7 separate regions of the Homo sapiens genome follow, and all the other regions are linked to region 1. A link is a loop called in an ENCODE intact Hi-C map of the cell type or tissue named here. Cell type or tissue: mammary epithelial cell. All regions are shown on one strand. Region 1 overlaps LOC101927263 (a long non-coding RNA gene). Region 2 overlaps LINC00923 (long intergenic non-protein coding RNA 923). Region 3 has its middle 130 kb from the start of LINC02351. Region 4 has its middle 200 kb from the start of SPATA8-AS1. Region 5 has its middle 80 kb from the start of SCDAL. Region 6 has its middle 120 kb from the start of SCDAL. Region 7 has its middle 110 kb from the start of SPATA8.

Region 1 (4,000 bases):
TTCTCCCCTCCCCACAAGAACTTCAGACACCTGCTCTATCCTGCCTTCAGCCCCCAGGCCCCTAGGACCGCAGGACCCCTCCTTCCTGGGTTTCCCTCACAGAAGAGAGTCATTTAATGTTATAGATAACTCAGCCCCAGCTCAACCCACCCACCCCTGGAGAAATTTAGTCTCCTCATCTTCCTCACCCTGCTGCCACCATTTCTAAAGGTTTAGTAGAGTCAGGGCGTCATGCAGGCCCTGGGCTTTCCCCAACCGGATGGAAGAAGGAAGTAGACGCCCTCAACCAGCTGGGGAGCTGGGCTGGGCGCCGATCTATATTTCGGGGTTCAGCCCCATGGGTGGCAGCCTCTCTGAATTCCTAACTGTGCTAAGGGTTGGGGTCACCTGCCCAGATACGTTGCATAGCCCAAACCCATGACAAAAGTCTGAGTGGAAATGGAGCCCTCCTTCCCCCACACACGAAAATGTCGCCTTTTGGCAGTGCGGCCCCCAATCCTTCATGTCACCTGAGGGTCACACTGCAGGCGCAGGGCTTCACTGGGTCCTGCCTCCTGGGAGGTGCTCGCAGACCAACTCCAGGGTCGACAGCCGGCAAAGCAAATGCTGGCGGTTAGGTGCTCAAATAACATTCTTCATTCCTCTTTTTCAAAGTTGATTTATAGCAATCGACAGGTTAAAGCCTCATCTGACTTCATTACTTTTAAAAGCTGTCTATTTCACAACTGTCACTTTTCATCACTTAGCTCAAATAAATACTTGAAGAAATGAATTGGAAGAGACTTTCAGATCATGTTTATAATTCTTGGTCGCCGCGTTAACATTCCTAATGACCTGACCCTCTGAGTTTCTGCAGACTTCTAAATTGGGCCGAAAATTCCTCCTTATATACTAGAAAACTTCAAGGAAGGTGAGGTGGCCGGAAATGCGACTCAAGGGAGAAGTGCAGCGGCTGCATGTGGAAGGCAGGGTGTTGTCGCAGCAAAGCATCCCAGCAGCTGCGAGGGCCCAGGCCCGAGACCCAGGGCCACAGAGAGGGGGACAGCTCACGGGTCAGGGGATTCACATGGAACCAGCTGCTGACAGGAGGGCCCCAGCCTAGCAGCCGCGCCGCCCGCCCGCGTTCCTCGGGTCCCGCCGACCAGGCTGCAAAACCACGAGAAAATTCATGCCAGAAGGAAACGCTGTTCATTGGGACTATTACTATTATTCTATCACTGTTTCAAAAATGATTTTAAAGGGCCCCTACGACCGCAGATGAGGAGTGGCAGAGTGAGAGCCATTTTCTCCCAGTCATCTTCGACTCAGAGCTTGTGAGACACCCAGAAAGAGCAGAAGCATGGAAACGAAATCGTACGCACTGAAGTCCGTTCAATAAATTGAAATAGTTTCTCCAATTTTGCTACCATTTGCCCAAGCCTTCTAGTATTACCAGCCGGTGGTAATACTTTCACTTTCTCTCTCTCTCTCCCTCTCTCTTTCAAGCTCTCTCTCTCTCTCTCTCTCTCACACACACACACACACACACACACACACACACAACCAGTTCTAAGAAATAGGAGGAAAAATACAGAAAAAAAAAAGCGAAAGGAGAGGTAAGAAAAAAAAACTACAGAAAATAAAAGGAAAAGGAAGGGAAGAAAAAGGAAATGAGAGAAAAGAAGAAAGCAAAGGAAAACCCAAAAACTATATATCTTTTCTTTTTTAGTTTGGGGGACAACGATAGAACACATATTTTCCTTATTTTTTTCTTTGAAAAAGAACAACAAGAACAACAAAAAACCCTAAGCTGCGTCTCTGAGCTTGTGGTGGATTGGGCGCTTGCTCGGTGTGCCTGGGCCGAGGCTGACTCCAGCGCGCCGCTCGCCGTGCCTGGGGACCTGCAGCCCCAGCCTCCGCCCCGCCCGGGAATTTCGAAGATTTCCCCCGAGCGGCGGCGCGCGGAGTGTGCTCCGGAACTCGCCATCACAGCGCTCCCCGCCGCCGCCAGCCTTCCCCAGTCGTGGCCTCAGGCCTTCGCCCACCCTGCGGACCGCTCCGCCTAGGTGGGTCTGAGCGCTCCCGATTTTCCGCTCAGAGGCTTTAGGAACCCCGAGTTAACATTGCTCGGTGGCCGCTGCCTCGCTGCGTGGACGCGGCGGCGGATGCGCTCGGTGGCGAAAACCCGGGCGCGCTGCCGTACCTTGGAGCGCCACCTCGCTGCAGAAACTGGAATGACGCCGCCAAGCCTCCCAGCCTGCGGCAGCCTAATTGTACGTCACCCGGACTTTTTCCGTAATCGAAACCCTCAGAGAAGCCGCAACGCACAGGTCTTCTGACGGGTTAAAAACCATTATCTGTGACCGACAGATCCCACAGTGGCTGCATTGGGATGAAGGGAAAATAACAGAAGAAGGAGAAAAATATATAGGCACAATTTCACCAAGTCTAAAGTAGTCACTCAAGCTGGGGAGCTGCTTTCCTAGAAAGGAGAAGATAAATGAGACGTGGTCTTTAGGAAGCCACTAGTTCGGGCCCCGTGTATTTCCGGCCATTCAGCTGCGGCCAGTGCAGATGTCTCCCATGAGGTGGTGCCTATAAAGTCATCCCTTCCCAATTATGATTTCCACCAAAATTCATTTATTCTGGTCAGTCCAGCATTAGAGGGGTTCTGCAGTGCCAGTCTCCAGCCTACTGGGACACTGTACCCACAGCTTTTGGCTTTGCTGACTAAATAACCACAAAATATAGCCCCCAACACGTACACCTGTCCGCCGGTGAAAGTAGCAACTGGCAAGAATTGCAAATTACACAGCCTCTCTTTCCAAGGTGCAACTGGGCATTTGACACTATTTTATCCAGTTGATAACTTAACAGGTTTGCCGCAATCTTATATCCACACGACCATAAAATATACAGAAAATTTAACCCACTTATATGGTGAGCCTTTGCTTCAATGTGTCTTCAAAGTGCACCATCCCAGAGATGGGTGTTATAAGTTAAAACAAATGTTACATGCCAAACATGGTTTTAAAAATACAGCATCTCTGTCATGGTCCAGTGAGGATTTGTGTGGTTTCTTTGTTTTGAAGGGAGGTACAGAACCTTTATTTAATGTAGTTTTTATTACAAAGTTCAAATCCTTTTTTTTAAAAGGAGCTCTGTGGATCCTACAAATAATGGGAGCTGAACTGGGGACTATAGGGTGGAGATAGAGTTTATCTGGTGTTGTATAAGCCCCTGTATTTCCCTGCCTGAGCAATCCCAACATAGAGATCGCTTCTTGAAACTCCGCAGTCCCCTGAGTTAGCGGGGTGAGCCCCCAAAGGGCAGGCAGGGGATAGCGTGAGTGCCCCTTCTCCCTGTAACCAGGGCTCCTCCTTGCTGATTAGGAGCTCTCAGATCTTGCTCAGAAATTACACGGCTGCGCCAGGAAAATAGCCAGGTTGGCTTTCTGGCTGGTTTGTCTCTTCTCCATCAGGCTAGGAAAGATTCCTGTGAGACCACACAGGAGAAAGGCCCCAATTTCCTAGCAGGACTTCAGTGAGCATCCCTAGTAACTGCCAGCTAAGGAGGGGTGGCCCGGGCCCTGGGGGTCTTGAGGCCTAGGCATGGGGGTGGGGGTGAGAGTTGGTGCTAACATGGGGAGAAGGCAGCTGATGAGAGATAATGGGAGCTCAGAGGGAATTCCCAAGAGGGTCCTGGGGCCCACTGAGGGCCAGCAGTGAGGAACTAGGACAAAAACCGAGGAGAGGAAGGCATAGGAAATGATAGGTGTGAACCTGCACGCCTACAGTTTGGAAAAGGAGTTCTAAACTGGAAAAGGTTTTGTGTGTCTCTCTCTTTCTGTCTCTCTCTCTCTTCCCCCCCTCCACCCCCTTCTTCTCTCCCTTCATTTCTCTCTTCTCCACCCCTTCCTCTTCTCACATTCAGGTTTTCTGGGGTTTTTTTCGCCCAATAATGCCTGGAGATGAAAAATGATTTTTGTTGCTATTACACTTCCTACCGCAAGATGCAGTGC
Region 2 (4,000 bases), 1.4 Mb before region 1:
CAGTTAGGTCCAGACTGCCAGTCCCAGCGCCTTAGAGACCTCTGGAAATCAGGCGAGGAGACCAGCCGTCTGAGAGAGCTCCACTCTCTGGCTGCCCCTGCCAGAGTGCCCAAATAAGGTATTTTTTGAAATCAGCCTTCATTAGTGCCTGTTTCTCTTATTTCTGGTTCCCATCTATTTTATAACTTTGTTATAAAAATGTGCTGTTCCAGGCCCTAACATTTAGCCAGAGGTTGGAAGTCTTAGCTGGTTCTTATGACATGTATCAGAAGAGGATTGTTTTACTTGTTAGGTGACTTTTGGGTTTTCCTACATCAATGGACTTTTTAAACCATTGAATTTTGTTTTTAGTATTTAAAAACTCATTTATTTTAACGAAATATTGAAATTTTGGTGAATGTTCAATTTGTCTTTTTTTCCTAGTGGGAGAGATATTGACCCCTTTCTCAATGAGCTGTTCTGGATTAAGCAAAAGCTGTCAATATTGGTCCAATTTTCAGGAGTTAAAAATGAGTTATTTGATCCCAGTACATACAGGGTTTTATTAAAACTAAATAACTCTGACCTAAACATCTTCATTCTGGGTTGTGCCAAGGAACAGAAAACGTGGACTGTATACCGGAGCTGTGTCAGTCTGTGCCAGTCCCAGGATGCGCTGAGACAGGCTCAGGGACATGGTGTCACCTGCTTGATGCCTTCACGGCAAAGGGTGGAGCCAGCAGCAGACAGAGGTCCTGGCTCAGCTCAGTGGCTCCAAAAGTTGCTGCAGAGCTTGGGCGGAAGACGCAGGCTCTTTCTCTTCTCTTCTGCTTCCACCTTCTCTTTGATTCAGAATGTGGCTTCCTCCTCAATAGGAAGAATGTCTCTTAGGAGAAGATCTGAAGCCAAGATGGGGGCAGTGGGAAGGGACATTTTGCAAGAGGATTCCTAATTGTCCAAAAGCACTGAGACTCCTGCTAAGATGATGTCCTCTGGGAGCTGAGGGTCCTGCTGGAGGAGAGGATCTCCTTTGCCTACGTGAAGAGCAGAAAGGGCAGAAGATGAGCTTCAGTTGCAAATGACAATTGATTGAATGATTGTATTATTAGAACTGATACTTGTTTCGTGGTTATTTATGTCATAGATTTAATTTGTATCATATATTTGTACTAATTATTTTTATTGATGATAATCATAGGAAGAGCTGTCACATCAAGGTTTTGTCATGTGCTAGGCACTGCACAAAGCACTTGAATGACATCCTTGAAACTTTTCCCATACTGATCATACTGGAGGATGTCCAGAGAAATACAGAAAAGTGGTTTGGAGGGGAGTAGCTGATGGTAAGTTAAATAAATAATAATAAAATTAGCCAGACGTGGTGGTGCATGCCTGTGGTCTCAGCCACTTCGGAGGCTGAGGTGGGAAGATTGCTTGGACCTGAGAGGTCAAGGCTTCAGTGAGCTGTGATCCTGCCACTGCACTCCACCCTGAGCAACAGAGTGAGACTCTGTCTGAAAAATAAATAACTACACAAATAATATTGATCAATAACAGATACAAGACCACTATGAAATTGGAAAAGATAGCAGAATTAGGATACAAATGTATGACAGGCTGGAACCATGAACCATCACCAATAAGAATATATCTTAGATCACTGAATGAATGTATGGATATTTTCTTAGTTTCAAAAATACAACTGCATATGTCTATTAGGGGAGCATAGCTTAGCAGCCAGTAGCACAGATAGAAAGATCTAGGAGATTTCCTGAGTGCAAGTTATTACATGGTGTGTATAGCTGCCAAAATATTGACTGTGACCTTTGGTTGCATTGACAAAGGTAGAGCATGCAAAGGGAGGTGCTCTATCTATTCTGCGGAGTATTTTCTTTCAGATGCAGCATTTAATGAGAAAAGTATGTGAAAGAGTTTGTTCAGAGGACAGCTATCTGGCTTTTGATGGGACTTCAAACCACATCAGATGTGGAGCTAATAAAGAAAGGTAGGCTGCTTAGATTGAAGAAGGGACTGAGCGAATGAGAGGGAGAGAGAAACAGAAACAGAGAGAGAGAGAGAGAGAGAGAGAGACAGTGTGTGTGTGTGTGTGTGTGTGTGTGTGTGTTGGGTGGGTGGGTGGGAAGAGATAGGAAGGGCTTGAGCATTGCCCTCCGAATTCTGAAGAGTTTAAGAGAAAATCAGCATCCTCTTTATACCAGTGGAGGCCAAGGCAAAGCCCAGGAGGTGGTATTTACAGGTAGATCGAGTTCGGTTCAGATTAGGGAAGTATTTTCAAACATTTGGAACAACTGCCAGAGTAATGAGTTGTTCCAGTAGAGCTTTCAAAGTGTTTTCTTTTGAAAATTCCTTAATTTTATAAATTTAAACCTGTACCTTTAAATCATAATATTTGAGCAATGGTCAGTAGATGGCGGTAGGATACCATAGATTTTACCAGTGGCAGCTGGACTTTCACCCTTCAATATGCTGGAAGTAGATGATTTTTTTCTAATTATTATTGGAAGGTGTATCCTAATCTATTGTTCAGAGAGAAATTGCTGATTTGAAAAACAGGAAATAATACTTCCTAATTAAATAGACGATAATGAGTAACAAATACTTTTATGTTGCCTGAATGCTACCATGCTGTTTCTTTATTGGCCTCTAGAAATTTGTGGTAGGAAGTGTGTGTGTGTGTGTGTGTGTGTGTGTGTGTGTGTGTGTGTGTAAATGAAAGGTCTGGTTTGTTTTAAATAATTCCAAAATGTGATATACTAATTTTGTGTAAAATTTTAAAAATACATGACTGAATTGAATAGAAAATATTTCTATGAAGCATTGCATTGAAAAATCTTATTTTCTTCTTTATACTAGCACCTTTTTGTACTTAGACATTATGAATTTTAAAATAAAAGTGTGCATTCTTCATAAATGCGCTGAATTAATTATTTTTTCCTAGTAGTTTGTAAAATAAAGTTTGTTCAGGAATGGTCAGCTTGGGAGATTTTTATCTGTGTGAGATTTTTCTCTCCCTTTGAATTTTTTGGGGAATTTTGTAATAGAGGAAGGGCCTGTATTTTTAGACACACAAGCCTTAATAAATATTCTTTAAAAGTGGATGTATGTCCAAAACATGTGGAAAATAAAACATGTTGATGTTTAATTTGGAAAGAGGAAGATAATGCTGATGCCACCCCTTCCCCACTTTTTTTTGTTTTTCAGAAAGTGTAGCATGATATTCTTGTGTGTTAGGTTCTTAAGTATCTAGCATAGCAACACCTTTTTCCCATCTAACTCTGAGCAGCGTATTTAGGCTGGCTGCCTGTCTAAAAAGTTGTTTGTGGAGAGCAGTTAGTCACAAAAGCACATGTGGGTCCCTTATTCCTCTTCAATTCTAAGCAGTGAATATACCCCGGGCTTCCAGGGAGACAAATTGTTTTAATTTGCTAACATTTTGGGACTCTCCAGGACTGTGAGAAGCTAATTTCCAAGTTTTGGGACACCCCTGATAGAAGCTTAGGCAGACATTTTCTAAGATTATCTCTGAGACAAAAAAAACAGGCAAAATATCAATTTCTGCACGAGTCTCATGCAAACCATACAGTCCATTCAAGCACGTTCTTTTTCCCATTCATTTTCTCTCCCTCTTTCTCTCTCTTTCTCGCTCTCGTTTTTATTTCAATTGATGGGATCCATGAACAGAGTTGTACTCCCCTATGGAGTGAATGGAAGCTGGGAGATCAACGCCCTATCACAGAAAGGCTGTGTGACCCTCGCCAGGTCCCTGGGCTTTCTGAATCTCTGCTTAGTCATCAACAAATTTGCTCTTCTGCTGATGGAAATTTGGCCAAGAATTATGAAACGAATGTCTGAAAATTTTTCTTGTTACTCCCATAACAAAAAGCTCTATGTAAAAAGAAAGTAACGTGCTGGTATCTAGAACTATCAAAGAATTTCTTCTTTAGCTAGTAAAATAATCATAACTAATGGTCATCTATGAATTTTCCCTACAAAATCTTTA
Region 3 (4,000 bases), 1.9 Mb before region 1:
TGTCTGTAGGGATGTCCCACTCTCTGCTTCTACGGCACCCAGGTGCATCAGTTGCCAGAAGGCCAGCTTCCCCAGCCCCTGCTGGCTTCATGGGCATTTGACCTCTGCAGTCACACAGGGACTCATGTTCAGAAGAGCCCTGTGCATGGTTGAATCCTCTGCCATTGCCATCTTTAAATACTCCATGATTTTATCTTTACACTTGTGATGAAGTCCAATGGGACAATACAGCATGCACCTGAGCAGAGGAGATACGCGTGGTATGTGTGTTTGCTGCCATTCCTTGCCTCATGAGCACAGAATTCTGGTGCTCCCATGATGGTGGGAGTTCAGAAAGACTCAAAGTGAGAACAAGATTACTCAAAGTGAGTACAAGTGTTACATCTTTGATTAAGTATGGGCCTGATGGGCCATGCTTTCCATTCAAACTAGAATTTGACTCAAAATGGAAAGAAGGATATGATGTTCTAAGGACATCATCAGCCAAGGAAGCCTAGCATATTCTTTTTCATTCCTGTTGTTTCTCTGTGTTAGTCAACCACTTATGCCAGTAGTTATGACATAGGAGGAAAGGGAACTAGCCTTTCTTTTCGTTCTTTTCTTTTTGAGATAGGGTCTTGGTCTGTCACCAGGGCTGGTGTGCAGTGGCACGATCTCAGCTCACTGCAACCTCTGCTTCCTGGGCTCAAGCAATCCTGCCACCTCAGTTTCCCAAGTAGCTGGGACTACAGGGGCATGCCAGCACACCCAGAAACTTTTTTTTTGTATTATTTGTAAAGATGGGATTTCACCATATTGCCCATGCTGGTCTCCAACTCCTGGGCTCAAGTGATCCATCTGCCTTGGCTTCCCAAAGTGCTAGGATTACAGGCGTGAGTCACTGCACCTGGCCTTCAGTCCTGTCTTAATCCTCAGTAACTCGAAGGCAGAGGGTGCTGGTAGAATGTATGCATATCCAGAAATGAAATAAAACCAGCAAAGCTAGTTTTTGTGCAGCATTTCCAGTAAGGGATTGGTTGAAAGGCCAGGGCGATTGTGCCATTGTGTGCCTCTGAATGCAATCATCTGTACTGGTTAAACCTCACCGCCCCCAAACCTATTTATGTATAAGTTAGGAAATACAAATTCTATAATTTCTGTGATTCTGCATGTGAGCTACATGCTTTGAGCTAAATGCTTCCATTAGTATTGTAAGATGGCAAGGCACAGGAATGGTAAGATTCGTGCTATCAATTTACGTTTAATTTTTCCAAACCTAGCAGCTATTAAATAGCAAATAATAACACTGCAAGTCAAAAGAGAGACAGCAGGAGAAAGGAAAAGTCCTTATATTTTAGTACCTTTCCTGGCACCTTCTTTCCTGCTTTTTGGAAAAGGGGCCCAGCATTTTCACTTTGCACTGGGCCCTGTGCATTCTGTAACTGGCTCTGGCCAGCTCAACTGGTGCCCAGCAAACACTGTCTCCTGCTCACTGCACTCCAAGTCCCAACTAGGGCCAACAGTGGCAAGAATGAGCTGTCACTGTGAACTCGGCCCTGGTCCCAAAGAGTTTCTGCTGTGATTCCCATCATTTTTATTTTCAAGGAATTAAGGCAAAAACTTCAGGCTCTGTTTGGGGTCAATGTTGGGCCCATTCTCCTTAAGAGGGAATAATAAGTTATTTAATTGTCTATAGGCCAGAGAGCATCATAAGGCACATACATTTTTAAAAATAAAATTTCACATAACCCCAATATATAACAAAAAGAGGAAAAAAAGAGCCAACATAGATATTCTCTGAAATGTGTAAACCCTTTGGAAATTTCCATGACAGAAGGTTTAGAACAGTCTCTAACGGTGATTTGCACACAACAAAAAGTCACATCTGTATCTGATTACCTTATGGAGATTTCCCAGGGACTTTTCCCCAAAGGTGTGTTACAGCTCGTGCTTTCAATAGTAAGGATAGATAAAAGATAGACTGGATTAAGAAAATGTGGCACATATACACCATGAAATACTATGCAGCCATAAAAAATGATGAGTTCACGTCCTTTGTAGGGACATGGATGAAATTGGAAATCATCATTCTCAGTAAACTATCGCAAGAACAAAAAACCAAACACCGCATATTCTCACTCATAGGTGGGAATTGAACAATGAGATCACATGGACACAGGAAGGGGAACATCACACTCTGGGGACTGTTGTGGGGTGGGGGGAGGGATAGCATTGGGAGATATGCCTAATGCTAGATGACGAGTTAGTGGGTGCAGCGCACCAGCATGACACATGTATACATATGTAACTAACCTGCACAATGTGCACACGTACCCTAAAACTTAAAGTATAATAAAAAAAAAAAGAAAAAAAAAGATGTTAACTTTGGATGCTATCCTTAAAAAAAAAAAAAAAAAAAAAAAAAAAAAAAAAAATCCTTGTCTTTTAACACTAGAGGTCACTCTGCAACCGCAAATGCGAAATAAGCACCCTGGGGCTCCAGAAGGTCAGTACAGCTAATCTGTAGAAATTGCTGAACCATGAGCCAAATTTGTACCTAATTACGGGTTGCTTTGATGCAGCCCCGCTCCTATTAAAAGTTTCTCTCTTTCCTGCAGAATTGTGGATGTTGTGACTTATATGTTTCTACTGAGCCCTAATATTTCTCAGCTAAGCAGGGGCATTGCAGGCGCTGTAACCAAGAACACACATCTCTCTACATTCCAGGTTTTTGATGTTCATTATCCAGATGGAAAAGAGCATCTGCCGCTTGGGTATCAAATGGTGATAACTTGGTCTTTATTTCTTTATGAGACTGAGGTCGAGACAGATTTAACACAGCCCTGCATGTGGGCGTGCAAAGACTGCAGGCACAGCACGTTGTGCAGAAACGATTGACAAATATTTTCAGAGTTTCTCTGTCCTGTTTTTGGAGATACATAAAACTGACTCTGCATCCAGTGTATGGAAATAGGGTTATTTGCATCTATTGGGGATTGGAACCCGCAAATGGTTTCTTAATCGAAAATTAAAATCCTTGTGCAGCCTCCCTAGAAGACTTCAATTTCCTTTGGCTAGTTACCCTTTCGGAGTAATTAATGTTATTTCTGATTTGGATTCCTGAGAGTTTGGATATCTGTCTATGCAGTAATTTCACATATAATTGCATGCGAAAATGTGTGTTTTATTTCTTTACTGGCTCCTAATCTGTGGTATTTCTGTCTGTGATGGATGGGAGTTATGAGGGTCTTCACGGTCTCTTCGTTTAGGGAGAGTGGAATTCCTGAGCTGGGCAGGCAGAAAAGACCTGAATATCAAACAATGAAAAATAACGGGAATAGTGGGAGGTTGTCACTCTCTGCAATATCTTCCTGAGGCATGGATGGGAATTTTGCAACAGAGGCAGGTGATACACAGGAAATGCAAAGCTCTCTTCTTTGGAGGGCGGGCTCGGCTCCCATGCTAGAAGTGCCTTGACACTGGCAGCCTCAGCTGGGGTGGAGGGCAGTCTCCTTGCTGTTCCGCTTAGCCCCCAGCACTTGCAGCAGATGAAGAGCTGGTGTGGATAAAGTGGAGCTGCTGTGCTGCTCCTGGGTCCAATTCCTCACATGCGGGGGTGGCCACATTTAGGAAGAGTTTAGCCCTGGACCAGCCAGACCCCTTCCTCTCTGGATTATAGCACAATCGCGCAATCACCCTGACCTCCTCTGTGTTGGATTTTCTGTTGTATTTTGCTTAGATTTAGAGCACTCAGGGTGGTAGAGATCATGACTCTCTGTAAGGAGATAACAAAAATACGCTATGGTCACTTATCTCGGCACCTGGCCCGTCCAACCATCGATTTCCCATCTCGATTCACAAGGTGCTGAATGGAGCCGATCAATTTAACAGCACCGATGGGACTCAAATATTCCCATAATCTATATTATCAGTGGACTTCCTTCCTGATGTCCTCATCTGACCTGGTCACCGTGGCTTCTTGATCGGAGAAATTAAAGCAGGGATTGGGAGGTCTTTATAA
Region 4 (4,000 bases), 230 kb before region 1:
TATGCTTTTCAGGGGCTGACTCCTGTCTTTTGCAGAGTTGTTTTGGGGGAACTGGTGGGAAGGTGGAGAAGTTCAAAGGGTGGAGGCTAGCTCAGCAGCAGAGGCCCCCGGCCTGATGCTGAAATTCTGGGGGCGAGCTGACACACTTGCCCCGCAAAGCCAGATTGTTCATGCTCAGATAAAAACCCTGGGCTGGGATCACAAAGCTGGTTCATAATGGAACACGCAGTCTCTCTAGCTCTGTTGAATATTCCTCTCATGGGTAGGTAGATGAAACTGGCAAGACCAAGATGCAAAGAAAGGACCATCTTCAATAGTAACCTGTTTTTATGACCCTTTAATAAACTTCTCGTGGTCTCTTTTTAAAATGTCAAAAAGTTTCCCATGAAGAATGTGAAGGCAATACTCACGTTCTCTTTCAAAAATTACACACAGCAGAAAATGTGGGGTTCCAGAAAAGTACCAAAATGTTTCGGTGAGGAGCATAAAATGATTCAACATAATCCCATTGTCAGGAATTGCCACGTAAGTCCCAGTGTATCCCTCAATCCGATAAAGGCCTGGAACTAACCAAATGGAAGGCTAGACCTATGATTCCAACCCCACAGATACTTAGCAATTTGGCTCTCAACTAAGCTAATATAAAGGCTCACAGCAGCTCATTATTAAGTTAATTATCCTTTGAAACCCAAGAAACAAGAAACATAGACCCTACTGGATATTTAAGGACTTGGCAATGAAATTTGCAGTCCAAATGCAATTGTCTATAAAATAATGAGATATATTATATGTGAATGTGTAAAGACAACGTTGTATTATATATTATAAAATTGCATTGACCGATACAACATGGAGACTGGGGGTCCTAGTTTTAAGTAATTTTCTTAGGAGGGAAATATGTTGTTACAAAGCATTCCAGTGCCAGGACCAGTGTCTATGGTGAAAAATTGTTCATTTTTACATTTGCACCATAGACATTGAGGCTGGCACTGGAGTGCTGCATCCACCCCCATCTTCCAAAGAAATATGTCTCCTCCTGCATGTTTAAAGAGCGTGATCTCCTGGCAAAGTGTGAAAACCCCATGAGTTTTGTAAAAATGAACCGTAACCTCTACTGTTAGTGCCAACTTCTTAGCTACTTAGTGTATTTCTGTTTTTCTTTGTTAGACCATCCAATTCAAGAGAAAGGGATAAGATCTTATATTGGTGGACCTGTGAATTACATGGGAGACAGTTCAAAGGTAATTATCTTGAAGAAATTTGCTGACCAGAATATCTGCCTGAGCTCAAAATGCTTACAGATGTTAGAAACACATTCCTTAAGATTGACAAATTTTAATTGGAGTAGTTTTGGGGTCTGGGTCTTGCCCAAGCAAGAACTTACTTTGTACATGTCTCTCAAGAAGCAAACATTTTCAGATGTTTAGAAATGATTACATCCTGTACTTCAAATAGACATTTTTTTGTTACACATTTATTTTTTTCTCCCTCTATACACTCGTTTAAATTTCTTAATAGCACTCAAAGCTGGAAAGCAAAATACTGATGCTTACAGTATCGTGAAAAGCCTAGAGCCAACTCCACTCACATCTTCTTGAATTACTTTTCCAATTCTAAGACTCTAAGCATCCAGTTCTCCTTTATCTGTTCTTGTTATAAAAAGTGGCAGGAGGCAGAGTGGCAGAATGACCCACAAGATGGCACCTGTCACCAGGGGATTTTTCCTGCATTCTGTAGGCCAAATTTTGTTTGAACTCACTGTGGCCTCTGTCATATCCTCAATTTCCCTCCACTCTTGGCCCTACCTCTTAATCCCCTTGGTGCAGGCTGAGGCTGTTTACCCGGCTCCTGAAACCTTTTCCTTTGAGAAGCCAAAGTCAAACTTTAATTTGAAATCTGGGCTCAGAATGAAGCAGCAGAAACCGTGACCAGGTATTGGATATTGGGGTGCCATAGCAGCCTTCTTGTGCTTAGAGCCAGTGATGGAAAAGATTGCTTTTTTAAGACTGATTTTCCCTGTGGCATTACCCCCGACCCTAGGCCTCAAGATAAGGAAGCTGATTGCAACACTAATGAAACTATAGGATTTTGGTTTCTTTTAAGGCAAATGCATGACAAATGGATGAAATAAAAGCGTCTTGAAATGAGCCTGCTGCTTTTAACCATGGCTGGAATTAGGCATATATCTATGCATATTACATCCAAGTTCTTCATTTGCAAAGGAGTCAAAAATCTAATACAGGAAAAGGATAATGCTTTTGAAGAAACAACAGGTTTTTAATAAATAACTTTTCTCACACAACACAAGTACACAAATAATTTTATGATGTGTTTGGCAAATTAGAAATAGTTTCTGTTTCTCCAGCCACTAAAACTGTGTGATTTGGAGGAATCTGAATATCCAGGGATTCGTTCAGCAAGTGATTAGATGTCAGTGTATTAAGTCAGTCAGTGTGTGCGAAAGACTCTGTAACTGTGTTGGCCAAAGGTTAGTTTTATTATCAGAACCATGAGACGTCTTTAAATGTTAAAACCATTAACTTATTAACACAAGGATGAGGAGGAATATTACTTTATCAATATCTTTGAAATAAACTCAATTCGAATAACAGAATTTTTGTTTCATATTAATTAAATAGACTATTCGAAATAATTAAAAGCCAGGCTGGAAAAGGGGGCACAGTGCAGGCAGGAGCTGGTGGGGAGGCCACTCGTTCACACTGGAGCAGTGGCTGCATCTTATTCTGGTGGTGTCCAGGGAAACTGACAACTTCTCTGCACCAGCAGCCTGACACCTCTGCCTCTTTCGGTACCCCTGCCTCGCCAAGGCAGAGAAGGCGATAGAGGAAGTCTGCCACTGGCAGGGCACAGTGACCCATTGTGTGACAAGCCCCCGCCTCTTCCCTCAGCCCCTCAGGCGGGCAGGGGCTGTGGCTGTCCACAGTCCCACTGAGTTCTCTCTGCGTTTCAGCAATGGCGCCAAAAAGGGTCTTGAAGCATTGTAATTAAACTCATCTACAGCTGCTGTAATGAAACACATCGGAGAAACGCATTGCATGTCAAGGACAGCTAACGTTTGTGCTTCTTTCATAATCTTTTTTTTAATCATTGTCGTTTTCTGTGTTTCCTGTGTGAATACCATTACTTCTGCTTCTTTTAACTACCTTCCTGCTCACTTGGGAGTCATTTTTAAGGTCAGCCAGTATACATTAATCCTGCCTCCAGTAAAAATTTACTCCTCACGATAGAAAAGACAGGCCTATACAATAACACATGAAAAAGTCATTCATTATTTATTTTTAAAAAGCAAAAGGAATAGGCTGCCTTTTTGCCCATTACACAAGTGCTATATGAACACTGCAGAGTGTGTGTGTATGTGTGTGTGTTTATTACAGAAATACTATCCCCTATATCTCATTGCTTTTCTCATTATTTTAGGCTTTCCCCAAAAGAGGAATAAACAATAACATTTTCACAGCACTCAAATGGAATACCATTGATATCTTTCCTTTAAATTTGTCACCCATTTGCTTCTAGTGTTTGATGCTCTGCCTCTCCCGACAGATAAGTCATGTCTTTTTTTCCCTGAGAGACTGAACCACGCAAAGAAAGGGAGGGGCCGTAGCAGGAAAAGGAGCAAGAAGGAGAAGCTGAGATCTTTACTGTATGTGCATTTATCTGTCTCTAAGTAGGACTTGAATATAATTCGGTGAGACACTCCTCTCCCTTTTGAGCTGGGCACAAAAACAAGCTCATGAAATCAAACAAGAGGGCAAGAGCTTATCTTCCCCCAACAAATTTATCAAGAGAGAGTTTGTGGTGGGCTTATGAAACTGTCATGGAGGGACAAGGTAGAGATCAAATGTACTGTTGAGTAAGGAAACGAAGCACAAACTTTGCCCAGAGCTTGGGGACAATGATGCTCAAAGATTAACCCACCCTCTCAATTAACACCTCACATGAAAATCCCTGCAAGGTCATGGGATCTGTGCTTCGGTGC
Region 5 (4,000 bases), 65 kb before region 1:
AGATGAGAGCCCTGACAGAATCAACGAAGAATAACTAAGTATTCATTCGTGAGAAGCCTTCATGAGAGGCTGGATGGCAGACACTAAACGTGAGTTTTAACTGGTAAAGGATGCACTGTATGCGGAATGTGAAGAAAAAAGGAGAGGGTCGGAGGGAAACAAGCCTGGGATTTGTTTGTTTGCTTTGGTTTTGGTTTAATTTGGTTTTTGCCAGGCCCTGTTCTCCTGTTTTTCTCCTCCATTGTCCATTTTAAAATACTAAGTAAATAAATAAATAATTTTAAAAGGAGCAGTAACCTATAATTCCAATGAATGCTCCCCCAAATAAATTATAACAACTACAGGGTGGTCTAGAGTGCTCAACTAACGTTCATCTTCTTTTAACATGTAATCATCTACAGGGAGAGGAGATGTCATAAAACCTTATGCACTCCCCTGCTTGGGGTTTTGTGCCTCTTTGTCAATATAGTGATTAATTTCACAAACTTCACAAATTTTTCGAAGGATTTTATGTTATGATAACACACCTTTTGGGACAATGATTTTTACTGAAAATGCATTTATAAGAGGTGACTTTTACACTGTTTAGAGGATGGATTCAAGTGTGTTGAACATGTTCTATCCGAGGTACTGTTTTAAATTCTATCAAACAGTTAGCCATTTTATATAATGCTCAAATGAAAATTGAACGTGAAGTTCAACTTATGTTTTTATTTTTAAATAGCTGATATGAATTGATTTCTTTTTAATTGAAAGTTATGTGATTTGATGATTCAACCTCAATAACAAAAACAATGTCACTTTGCAACCATTTGATTTATTTCATGTTTTGTCACCCTGCCATTATTAAATTAGTTCACCTTTTAATAAAAATAATTTCTGATGTTGAGAAAATACAGGTAAGTAGAGAAAAGCTTCATTAAGATCATCAGTATTAAAACTAAATCCTTTTTTCTCATTAAAGGAGATACAGTCAATTTAATTAATGCACACTAATCTCTAGTTGACATTAAATTCATCTAAAAATCTACACTCATATAAATTATTAATACCAAGGCATAAAAAATGTTTAAAATGATTAATATATAGATGAAACACATTTCTAGAGGTTCAAGTGATTATATTTTAAAATGTTCTATAGATGAACTAATCATTTGACACAACTTCTTCAGTTTATCAAACACTTTTGATTTAAGGGGAAAAAAAGACCGGAAAAGTATCTTTCCTAAGGAAAAAAAAAAAACAGAAAATTTTACTAAATTTAAAATTTTAAATGTTGATTTAGAGTTGATATTTCTCTCTAAATTAACTTAAAATCATCATAGTGTGAAAGTCGAAACCCAAATTATCTTTACACTTACATCATTTAAATTCTTATTTTTGAAAGAAGGCTGTATTTTGTGTAACCTTCAGATGTTTTCTTCTTTACTTTTTCTAGAAAAGGAGAATTATTATAAACCAATAAAGAATTCACCCCCAGCATTTAAAAAAAATGATTCTGGATTGTAAAGCTGTTTTGTTTTAAAATATCTTTCTGTATGAACTTATTTTAACTGGACTTTTAAAACATTCTGACCTCTAATTGTAAGTATATTCCAAGTGGCATAGTTTGTATTCTGGTTTTATCAATCTGTTTTCAGGCTATAGGTCACTTTACAAAGAATGTCACCATGTATTTTAACACTAATTTCAAATAAAGATCTCATCCCAAGTCCAGGCCAATCAGGCTTATAAAAGTTTAACTTCGATTCATGAGCTCTTTTATATAGGGCTCAAATCTTCCACCAGGGCAAGACAAGCCACACAAAATAACTGTCTTTTCAATGTACATTGACTTAAAGAACTTACCTTTCATATTAAGTAACAACAACAAGAAGTAAACTTGTATTTTATCCAGCTTTTCAATTTCATGATAAGCTCTAGAGCTAATTAATTTAATAGACTACAAGATGCCAATTTTCTTTATTTACCCTTTTTGTCTTGATAAACATTAGTGTGCTTGAATGGACACCTCTATTTTCCTTGGAGTTTTAAAGCTTCCTTTCATGTGTGTGAAAAATGGCTAAATATGTCAGGGTTTATCAAACAGAGCCTTGCTTTTTTGGCTGGTCCCTTTCGCCTTATCTAGCAAACACATTACCCTCTCCATCAAAATGTGGCAGAGCAAACACTGCAGTGGGCCCGCACACATAACTAGAGCTACCTTTAAACAGCCTCTAGACTCTTTAAACCCAGCTAGAAAGCTGATTAGGTCCCAGATCTTTGGGCGTTATCTTATTTTCGATAGCCATGCTATGAAAAGGCAATGAAGAAAAGCTGTCTAATAGCGAGGCACGTTAAAGTGTCTGCTTGCTTAAGTGCCGTGTTTAAAAGGAAGAAAAAAGAGAACTGTGTAAACTAGTTTAACTATTTGCTAAACCTCAAAAGGAACAATGTTTTAAAAAATTTTATATGTGACTTAAAGGAAAACCATATTTTCTTAAATCTCAGCCTTCACATACAGAAACCAACATATCACCATGGTTTATTTTCCTGTCCAAAAATATTCTAATATATTTGTTTAGGGTCTTTTGCGCAAGTTTGAAGAGATTATCAGCCCAAATATGAGAAAGTCAAAGATTTATTTCAGGCCCATGGAGCAACCATGAAAAGACACAATAGGAAGTTATGTGTATTTCACTAAAGTTACCTTTACCTTTATTTGAAAGGATGAATTAAGAGTAAGAAAACAGCTACTACTGAAGCTGAGTTTAAACAGCTAAAATTCACTTTGTATATGAAATAGAGCAAGACAGATGACATTTAGGAAACATCTAAACCTCACACAAACACCACCTTCTTAGAACACAAATTTTTGGTATGCGCACCAAGTAGAAACAGACTGTCTTACAACACTGAACATGTTGAAAGGGAAACATGTGAGTAGGATGTGGAATGCCGATGTAGAGAGGAGGGGGTGTGGTTCCAAGTGGCAAAGTTAGCATGAACACGTGTCCGAAAACACCGGCTCCCATCCGGACTTGTTTGTGTGAGTTAGTTTGGGGAGTTACATAAAATGAAAACTATGCATGCCTGAGGTTCTGTGATCTAATGTAACAAAATTGAGTCATATTTTATATCCATGAAGGGTGACCTGGAGAGAAAGGGAGGGTGCTGTTAGCTGCCTTTCCAACACCCCGGTTTCACTTCAGCTGTGGTCTCAAGTTACTATCTAAAGAGCCAGAGCAGCTCAAAACCAGAGAGAAAGATACCCCATAGTTGAGGTAATGTGATACCCAGTCGAAACTGGTTTTGTCTTCATTACAAAAGCCAACGTGAGGGGTGGGGATCAAACCCTGAAAGATTTTATTATTTCATTCCATTAATTTTTACATCAAGATCCTAGTTTAAATCAATATTCTAACATATTATCAGGACATATGTCTTTCCATTCAAAATAAATTTAAACTTGGACAACCTAATAAAAGACAGTGCCTGGCACATATAAAACACACATCCTAAAACTCAGAGGATGTTAAAAGATATGCTACAAAGGAATTAGGTACTTAGCATAAAGCAAAAATGAAGAAAGAGCATGCTGACATCCTTACCAAATAAAGTGACTGGATGGCAAGTCACACTGTGGTTTCTCTTTAGGGTCTCTTGGTAGCTTTTTCTTGTGATTTGGTGTATAGACATTTTCACGGCATTCTCACCACTCCTCAGAGCCGCATTTTAGCTTGGCATTTGCGTAGAAGGCTATGTGGTTTATCCGAGGCTCAGGGAGCCAGGAAGAAAGAGAGTGATCACTTTGCCCCTTTGGGGCAATTTTGTAATTCTGATGCTTCAGCTTAGTGCAGATTTGAGCAAATCTGCAGATATTTGAACAAGGTCTTAATAGAAACACTTCAAATTTCAAGTTTACATTTTGAAGTCTGGTCACAACATTCTACATGATCAGAACAAAAACACTGTTGTTGATAATAACATTAGCAAGACATTAATTCCTACTGTAGGCCAT
Region 6 (4,000 bases), 110 kb before region 1:
CTTTGGGAAACGCTGATACTGTAAAACATCATCCTTTAGCATTGGTGTCCAGCAAGTGAAAAGTGGTAGATTTTACAGAATCCAAAGTTTTTCTTTGTCAATATTAACTCCCTTATCAATAAATAATATAAACATGCATTTTCTTTCTTCATGGCATACCAATATGTGCATATAAAAGATGTCTAAGCATTTTCTCACTTGCAGTATTTTTAGTGCTATATTTACTCTTCCACAGCCATAGCAGCATTGAAACCTATAATTACCTGCCACTACCCTGTTTCTATTGCCATTTCAGTCATCTCTCTATATTGGGATTTCTTGTTACCCAATTTTTATGAAGCCATCACAGTTTATCAGTCAGTTTTACATTGCTTTAAAAGAACTCCCCCTTCTAAACTGTATTACAAGTTCATGTGGATCTATACACATTACACATAGTTTATTAAAGTTAACTTGAATTTTAGAATTTCATAGCACTCTTGTGATGAATAAAGAAGACAATTCAGGGTATCATGAAGCCGGAGTCTCTGAACTGGAAATTATAGGTGTTTAAGGCATTTAAGAAATGTGGCAATTTCCAAAAATACGCTTCTATAAAGATGCTGAGTAGAAGAATACGTGGACGCACTTCTTATGTTCGGCAACCCTTTGAACCATCATGCCCCCTTTTTTTCCCTTTAGTCTTTACTACAATCTCATTTCTGCTGAGTCTCCATATAACTTAAGGAAAACCCTCTTCTGCACCAGCACTGCGAGAGGATTCAGAGATTCTTGGCAGCCAAAATAGAAAGCCAGTCCTACAGTGAGTAAATTGGCCTGTGTGTGTGTTAGTTGCTTACGCTGCTGGATGAAATCGGCCCCCCAGGACACTAAGAGCCTTCCAGAAATCATGTCTTGCACCTCGCAATGGAATCCCAGAAAACCAAAAGCATCTTACTCAGGTATGAGACTGCAGGATCAGCCCAATGAGGTTTCAGAAGCAAGAGAAACCTCCTCCCTACTTTGCTGTTGGAAAAGTACTTGCACATATCAATCCTAAACAGCGCCCACATAAAAGCAAGGGAGTGTCTCTTGGATTGGCCAAGGGAAATATTAAATCAAGACGGTTTCATACTTTGGGTTAGCCGTTTGCTATTACTCTTCAGTACAATGAAACAAAGAAACGTGGATGGGGCACTGTAACGGAGTGTGAGTGCGTACCCTGGGAATGCAAGCTTTCTTTTCTGCTATAATTGCATTTACTGGTGCTGTTCCATTCAGCATAAATGTGGCTACTAGCATTCATCTAAAAGATGCCCTAAGGCTTAAACCTTCCCCAAGTGTTGAGTAAGAATGATGGAAATGTGGTTGGGGAATTTAAAACCCACTCAAACGTCATTAATTAGAAATTCCCTGATGAAATTAAACCTTTGTATTTTGGTGGGATCATTTCTCGACATTGCGAGTGATTCTTTTTTTTAATTGCTGAGTCGTACTCAGGACTCAGTGTACCCAACTTCTGAGAAAACTTGCCAAATTCGCAATTTTTGTCCAAACGTTTGAAATTAATGAGTACGTTAAACGACTTTAAGGAATTTCATATTCAAGTGACTTCAGTGTATTTAGCTCCAAGGCCTGAGGCAAGACTTCCAACCGCTGAATTTGATGCCATCACTGAATACACTTACCAGGAAAATGACTGGAAGCGTGCACCATCAGCGCTCACGGATGTCACAGACATGCATGATCTGAAAGCAGAGCAGAGCAGGGGGCCGCTGTGCCTAGAAAAGAATATGAATTATTTTAGCTAATTTTAATTATGTTTTAGCATCCGTAAATTTCAAACACTAGAGGGAGATCATAGAGACTGGAAGGTTCCATTTTCCTTACCAAAGAGGGCAGCAGCAACCCATTCGTCTCATAAATTCCATCATAATTGTACAAGAAATTGATCCCTATAATCAGTTTTCAGTCCAAAGCATATTTCCACCACCATCTCCATAGTAAGTTGCAGTTTGAGTTGTCTCCTACATCTTAATACGTAATTATATTAATACTAGGTAGAGGCATCCAGTGCTAGTTATTAGTGGATACTGTTCATTGAATGAATAATATATGGAAGTAACTGTGCTAAGCATTTTATCCACCACGTCTTACATAATCTTCACCATAACTCTCCACCGTGGATATTATTACTCTCCCACCTAGCAGATGAGGACTGAGACTTAGGAAAGCTGAATAACTCTCTTAGTTCACAAACCTAGTAAGTGAAAAAGCTGGAAAGTCCAATTCAGGTCCATATGACTTACAAGTGCAAAATTATGTCCCCAATAAATAATAAATGGAAGGCCAAGATTATAGCAAAGACTCACTCAGCAACTCCTGACACAATTTGCTCAGAAGTAGGCTTACCACATTGCATTTTCCCACTGATTCCTTTTCAATTGAATTTTTTAATTTGAGTCTACAAATGTAGATTAATGCATTATAGAATAGTATAAACTACTCATTTGAATATTATTGAATTGAGGTGTCCCAAGGAAGTTAGTGGAGCTAAGATTACAGAAAGATATTCATCTGATTGCCCAGCCAATAAACTACAGCTACTGATGACAAAAAAATAGTCTAATATGTTGAGTATTGACACACACACACAACATTCAGAATGTACTTACCAAAATGAATATTTTCTAATAGCATTAAACTTTCCAGCCAGTTTAAATCTTCTTCCAAATGGTTTCATAAGGATACTTAGCTTGGAGATCACCGCCTACATTAGAGACCCTGGTGATGGATCTAGAAATTTTTAAGACTTAGTTATCAACCATTATCAATGCAAATAGCACAATGGTGTAATCAATGATGCAACTCTCTGGGAGCCAGGAGAAGTGGGTCCCAGTCTTTGGTGGCTGACCTTAAGCAAACCATTTAGCTTCTTGGGGCTTTAGAAAATTGTGTGATTTTATTATTCAGGTAGATGTTTCTTTAAGAAACAATTTAAATAGCGTTTTTTAAAAGTAATTGATCATTCAGTAAATTAAAAACTACAATTCAGTAATCAGAAAAAAAGGTTTTTCTGTATCTACCTCTGACACTATGGCCTAAGAATAAGGATTGCTATCTTTATTGCTATTTTTATTAGATAACTAATTTTAAAAGCAAGCAAATTTCAAGTGTTAGGTTGTTGTACATGGGTGTTCAAGTTTGCATAATATATAAAAACCTTGGATGTAACTCTTATCACAAAAACTATTCATTTTATTTAACAAAAGTAAATAGATTTGTTGTACCTATGTAACATCCCAGACCCATGTAAGTGATTATTAACAACTGGATTCCTAGCTCTTAAAAAAAAAAGAAAAAGAATCCTGCGTGTTCTTTCCAGAGAAGAACAATGATTAAAAAGAATATTTTTCCTTCAGTATAAAGAGGATATTTCTACAAGTGAAAAATTAAGGTCAGTAAAAACAAGTGAGGAGCTTGAGCTGTGTATCTTCAGGCCACACAACTGAGGCAGAAGTTTCCCGCTTGCTTTGACAGTGGTTTATTCTCTGACCCAAAGAGCCTGAGGTAAGATTCAAAGGCTGATGGGTTCATCTGCAAGTCCTGCTGGTGAAATTGGGTAGCTGTGGCTGCCCAGCTGCTGAGACAAAGCTAAAATGGGAATGAAGTCTTAGAATGTCCACTCTTTTGGCCACTTAATGGAGCTAAAATGAAAGAAATGAAACAAAAGCAGCCACACGTTAATTTTACAGGTCTTTTTGTCTTCCGAATTAAATGTTTGTACTTTTTACAATTTTACAACTGGCATATTTTAAATTTTCATTAATTCTATGGCTTGAATGTCCCCCTCCAAAATTCATGTTGAAATTAAATTGCCATCATGACAGTATTAAGAGGTGGGATCTTTAAAAGGTGATTAGGTCTTGGGGGCTCTACCCTCATGAATGGATTAATACTGTTATCAGTTGAGTTGTTTACTTACAGAGGGAGTGGGCTCCTGATAAAAAGATAAGCACAG
Region 7 (4,000 bases), 540 kb before region 1:
CTCTTCTTAATTGTGCACGGGAGAGAAGTCCACTTACTAAAAATAATTCACAATTTTAAACAAATAAAATTATCAATGACTGCCCATTCTTGCATTGGGCCTTTATTCTCTTCCATGTCAACATGCTTCTGATGAAAACGAGTTCTGCTACATCTTAGTGGAGTCATGAGGTTTGAGAATTATTCACTAAAAACAAATCTCTAGGAAGTTAACATATTTTAAGTTAAAAAGTATAATATATTAGAAATTATGCCTCTATGAATCTAACAGTTTTACAATTGGAATTTAGAGACAGGAGATAAGTATTAAACTAAATTTTGAGCATATTTTTCTTCTATTACATTCCCTATATAAATATGTATAAAAGCATACATTTCTATAAGCTGTCTTATCAATTATTTTCCTATTTTGCATAACACTTGTTGTCACTGAGACTTTAAATAGAAAATATATAATGCAAAGTTTAAGTAGTCCTCAGAAAGAAAATGCCTTGCTTCACAGTCTGAGGAAAGAATTTAGGTTTTCAATCTGTAGATTGTGAAATTTAAAAACTACTTAAACACTTTACTGAAGAAAAGACTCCCTTTTAATAAAAAAGTCACCACATCAAGAAAAATTAGCAATCTTAAACATGCGATCTTTTATGAGTCTCTTTTGAAAAATATACAACTTGCCAAAAAAAATTACAAAGATGATTGTCTATGTTTAAACAAAGCAGTAAAGGCCATTCAACCTCCCATTCACACATAAATGCATTTTCTTTTCAAAGGATATTTACCCTTTAAGGGGACATTTTTAACCTTGTGACACCATAAAATTCCATGCATGCAAAGTTATTTGTTTTTATTTTTCTGACATTCATTCTTGACCAGATATTTTCCATGGGCTTTCTCATGTTACTCAACTAGAGGCATAATTTTAATAGTTTATTTTAATACCTTGATTAATAGGAGCAATCTGTTTAAAAATAGTATTAGTGTTGGCATTTCGTAATGAATTGCAGAAGCTGAGCAGACATGCTCTTTTGTGCCTTTTTCAATTTCCTTTGAAAATGTGTTGAACTCCTCAGTATTTGTTCAAACCTACCAAGTTTTAACATGAACTAAGCATTAAATGGATTTGGAATCTGAGAAGGGTGTTCGCCTACAATGTAGCGATATGGGGAGAAAAGGTTTGGGTTGAGACCGGCGACTTTCAGAATTATAAGTGCTGGCAAGTAAGAACCACAGCCCGGCAATTTTGGAGGCCCCCAGCATAGCCACTGCTGCTAACCAACCAATTTTAAAAGACCAAAGACTAGGTTTTCTCCCAAAGTGACAGTAGTTGCAAATTTGCCATCTAACTCACAGTGGCACTAGCCCAATCGAGGCAATTTCCTGAGAACTTATGATAATATGTCCCTGTTACACAAGACCTAAAAGATTTTTAATGGCCTGTTCCTACAAAACTAAAATAAAAATGGCTGGCCTGTACAATAAAATATTTCACTGGAAATGAAACATAAACAAATGCACTAGTACTCCATTTTGAAAAGAACTTTGTAAACTTATTGTTTAAAATTATGAAATATGTTCAAATTTACAACAATAAAACTCTAGGAAAAACAGTGATGCAAATGTTTAACATGAGATTCATACAATTTGCTTTACCCTATCTTGTAAATAGCTAGACCGATAGCATCTAAATACCAAGGATGAAAAAGAAAAGGTATATGTGTGTTTTTTGTGGGGGTGGTGGGGGGCGATGTACATCCTAGAACAAGGACATCTCAGAGGCTTTGGAAATCTGAAAGAATGCATTCACTCTTCAACAATCCAATGACAATTAATATTTGTGAAATATAGTCTTGAAAGCAATTTTGTTCATTGTTTTTGTGAAACTGACAGAATAACTTATTCTAAGTCATGTTCTAAGTGGCACTTATAAAAAACACTGAGACGTGGCACTGTTTGTGACATATTGAGGGTCAATTGTGTGAAGAACCAAGGCAACAAACCCATCAAAAAGCAGTAAATGGAGGTCTTTGTCTTTAAGTTATGAAGAATGTGTATGTATTTGATCCTGCCAGCCAGCAGTCCTGCAGCTTTCTGGGCATAAGACAGATGGCAGTGCAACCAAGCTAGAATTCAGACCTTCCTTCTTTCCCTCTGGGTCTAACTCCTATTATCCACTTGTAAATTAACCTGTCAATTTATCAATCAACACCATCTTGATTCTCCCGTTCCACAGCCCAGCCTTGCAGTGAATTTGCCTCGTAAATAACTGGGAGCCCCGTGTTTGTTAGTATTGTGAATGAGTTTATTATCACTTTGATGGCTGCTATGAATCACAAATGCTGCTGAGAGGCTGATAAGAAAAAAGTACATGCACACATTAACAGGGTTGAAACTATTTTAGAGATAAAAGATGGAGTAACTGTGATAGCAAATCATTTAAATTGAAAAAAATGACTAAAAATTGTGTGTGTGTGTGTGTGTGTGTGTGTGTGTGTGTGTGTGTGTGTTGGACAACCCCCTACTTATAGTCAAAGAGAGAGAGAAATGAATCAACTTTCTTGTGTACTGTTCAAAAAAAGTATCTGCAAGACGACATTAGTAGGCAGTAATAGCTCTTGGGTCTTGCAGGATAACTGTTTTATTTAATAGTTTAGGTTCAAACTTCAGGAAACACCCCGCTCTGTTCTAACAGACCAGTTGGCCAGGTTTACGTGTAGGTGTTGCATGGGAACTTGAAAAAGAAGGGAAAAAAATCCAAATTGTATACTTTATTAGAATAATATACGAAAGTATAGCAATATCTATTAAGTTAAATGAGGCAGTTTGATAAGCTTAACACATTAATAAACAATTAACATTAAAGTGCTAATTAAATTCTTTCCCCTGTGTCAGTGAAATAGTTATGTATTTGACATGTAAAATTAAATTTAAGTGATTTTTAAGTTAGAAATTCTTCAACAAATGCTGCACATATGAAAAATTTACCTTTAATTACAAAATTATATGTTGTCTTCAGTTTCCAATGTCAGATTTTTCTCAGCATGATTATTCTTTTACATTTTAAAATATCATATGAATACAAATCAGCGTTTTTAAAGAATACATAGCATTACATTCTGAGGATTAGGACCCATGCTATTAACTCAGAATTACTTTGAAGGATTACTTTAAATATACTATATTTAGGACTACTTTAAAACTATATGTTTAATCAGGTACGTATTTTTCATTTAAAGCAACGTTCACAGTTTGTAGTGAGTAAATATAAAAATAAGACTTAACTTTTCAGGTTCTGGCACATATGTTTTTCTTTAAAAATTGCATTCTATATTCCATTAACTGGGTATTTCATTTTTAATCACAATTGAGATATTTCTTTCAATATTTTCAACTTAATGTACGTAAGTCTTTTGTTGGAAAAGTGTCTGTAAATGAATCCTAAATACAAGCAATCACATTATTTATTAAAGAAAATAGAAAGTTACATGTAATATACTTATGATGTCTTTTCAATATGCAAAATATATATCATTTGTAGGTGATTTTAAAACAAAAAAAAATTCCTGATAGTGTTATTTAAGCAGATCATCATGAAAAATATTGCAAGGCATGACATACGGTTAAAGTTCTCAAACTTGTAAGTCAGAAATAAACTATTAGTTGTCACATGGGAAATACTTTGGCACAATTAAGACACTGCATTAAAAGGGAATATTCCCTGAACATTATTATACCCAATATGTCAACAGTAGAAATGTGATAAAAAATGAAACTATTTGTTAGAATGCAATTTAGAAAACCTGATAGGTTGTCCATTTTATTCAGTTTATAATTAAGATAGTGTTTAAATCTGAAATGAATTCTATATATGCATGTTCAATAGACTATAGCACAACAATAAGAATGGAATCACATCTCATTTTATCGTAAATTGTGTAATAAGCGATAAGGTAAAAACTAGGGCTAAAATCCTTCCAGCAAAAATGAAACAGAGCGACCTCAAT

The links. Hi-C counts contacts between places; a loop is a spot of excess contacts. Peaks named below come from ENCODE experiments on the same cell type or tissue, not always from the same donor. Only the 100,000 strongest peaks of a DNase experiment are listed, where the experiment ranks them.
Region 2: it touches region 1 in a loop (30-fold over the local background); 32 of 110 quality-filtered maps call a loop at or near these places.
Region 3: a loop joins it to region 1, with 11 times the contacts of the local background. A loop is called at or near these places in 4 of 110 quality-filtered maps.
Region 4: a loop joins it to region 1, with 13 times the contacts of the local background. A loop is called at or near these places in 46 of 110 quality-filtered maps.
Region 5: a loop joins it to region 1, with 2.6 times the contacts of the local background. A loop is called at or near these places in 21 of 110 quality-filtered maps.
Region 6: it touches region 1 in a loop (8-fold over the local background); 8 of 110 quality-filtered maps call a loop at or near these places.
Region 7: it touches region 1 in a loop (25-fold over the local background); 36 of 110 quality-filtered maps call a loop at or near these places.

The regions. Positions count from the first base shown.
Region 1 is chr15:96,355,234-96,359,233 of GRCh38, reverse strand. All of the region lies in intron 3 of LOC101927263 (a long non-coding RNA gene), which reads right to left. Among named protein-coding and RNA genes, the nearest start is that of SCDAL, 14 kb to the right of the region's middle. RefSeq lists an enhancer at 1-760. In mammary epithelial cell, CTCF peaks have their summits at 2,223 and 3,995; DNase peaks (open chromatin) are centred at 1,933 and 2,203; H3K4me3 peaks cover 1,269 bases; H3K27ac peaks cover 945 bases; H3K27me3 peaks cover 584 bases.
Region 2 is chr15:97,753,727-97,757,726 of GRCh38, reverse strand. The region is part of intron 1 of LINC00923 (long intergenic non-protein coding RNA 923); the gene reads left to right. Among named protein-coding and RNA genes, the nearest start is that of LINC00923, 120 kb to the left of the region's middle. In mammary epithelial cell, a CTCF peak has its summit at 2,413 (motif pointing right); no DNase peak of the experiment used is centred here.
Region 3 is chr15:98,293,797-98,297,796 of GRCh38, reverse strand. No RefSeq gene overlaps it. Among named protein-coding and RNA genes, the nearest start is that of LINC02351, 130 kb to the left of the region's middle. In mammary epithelial cell, a CTCF peak has its summit at 2,471 (motif pointing right); no DNase peak of the experiment used is centred here.
Region 4 is chr15:96,581,573-96,585,572 of GRCh38, reverse strand. No RefSeq gene overlaps it. Among named protein-coding and RNA genes, the nearest start is that of SPATA8-AS1, 200 kb to the left of the region's middle. RefSeq lists an enhancer at 1-749. In mammary epithelial cell, a CTCF peak has its summit at 1,689 (motif pointing right); no DNase peak of the experiment used is centred here; H3K27me3 peaks cover 160 bases.
Region 5 is chr15:96,420,502-96,424,501 of GRCh38, reverse strand. No RefSeq gene overlaps it. Among named protein-coding and RNA genes, the nearest start is that of SCDAL, 80 kb to the right of the region's middle. In mammary epithelial cell, no CTCF peak of the experiment used is centred here; no DNase peak of the experiment used is centred here; H3K27me3 peaks cover 751 bases.
Region 6 is chr15:96,460,845-96,464,844 of GRCh38, reverse strand. No RefSeq gene overlaps it. Among named protein-coding and RNA genes, the nearest start is that of SCDAL, 120 kb to the right of the region's middle. In mammary epithelial cell, a CTCF peak has its summit at 1,831 (motif pointing right); no DNase peak of the experiment used is centred here.
Region 7 is chr15:96,891,605-96,895,604 of GRCh38, reverse strand. No RefSeq gene overlaps it. Among named protein-coding and RNA genes, the nearest start is that of SPATA8, 110 kb to the right of the region's middle. In mammary epithelial cell, a CTCF peak has its summit at 2,102; no DNase peak of the experiment used is centred here.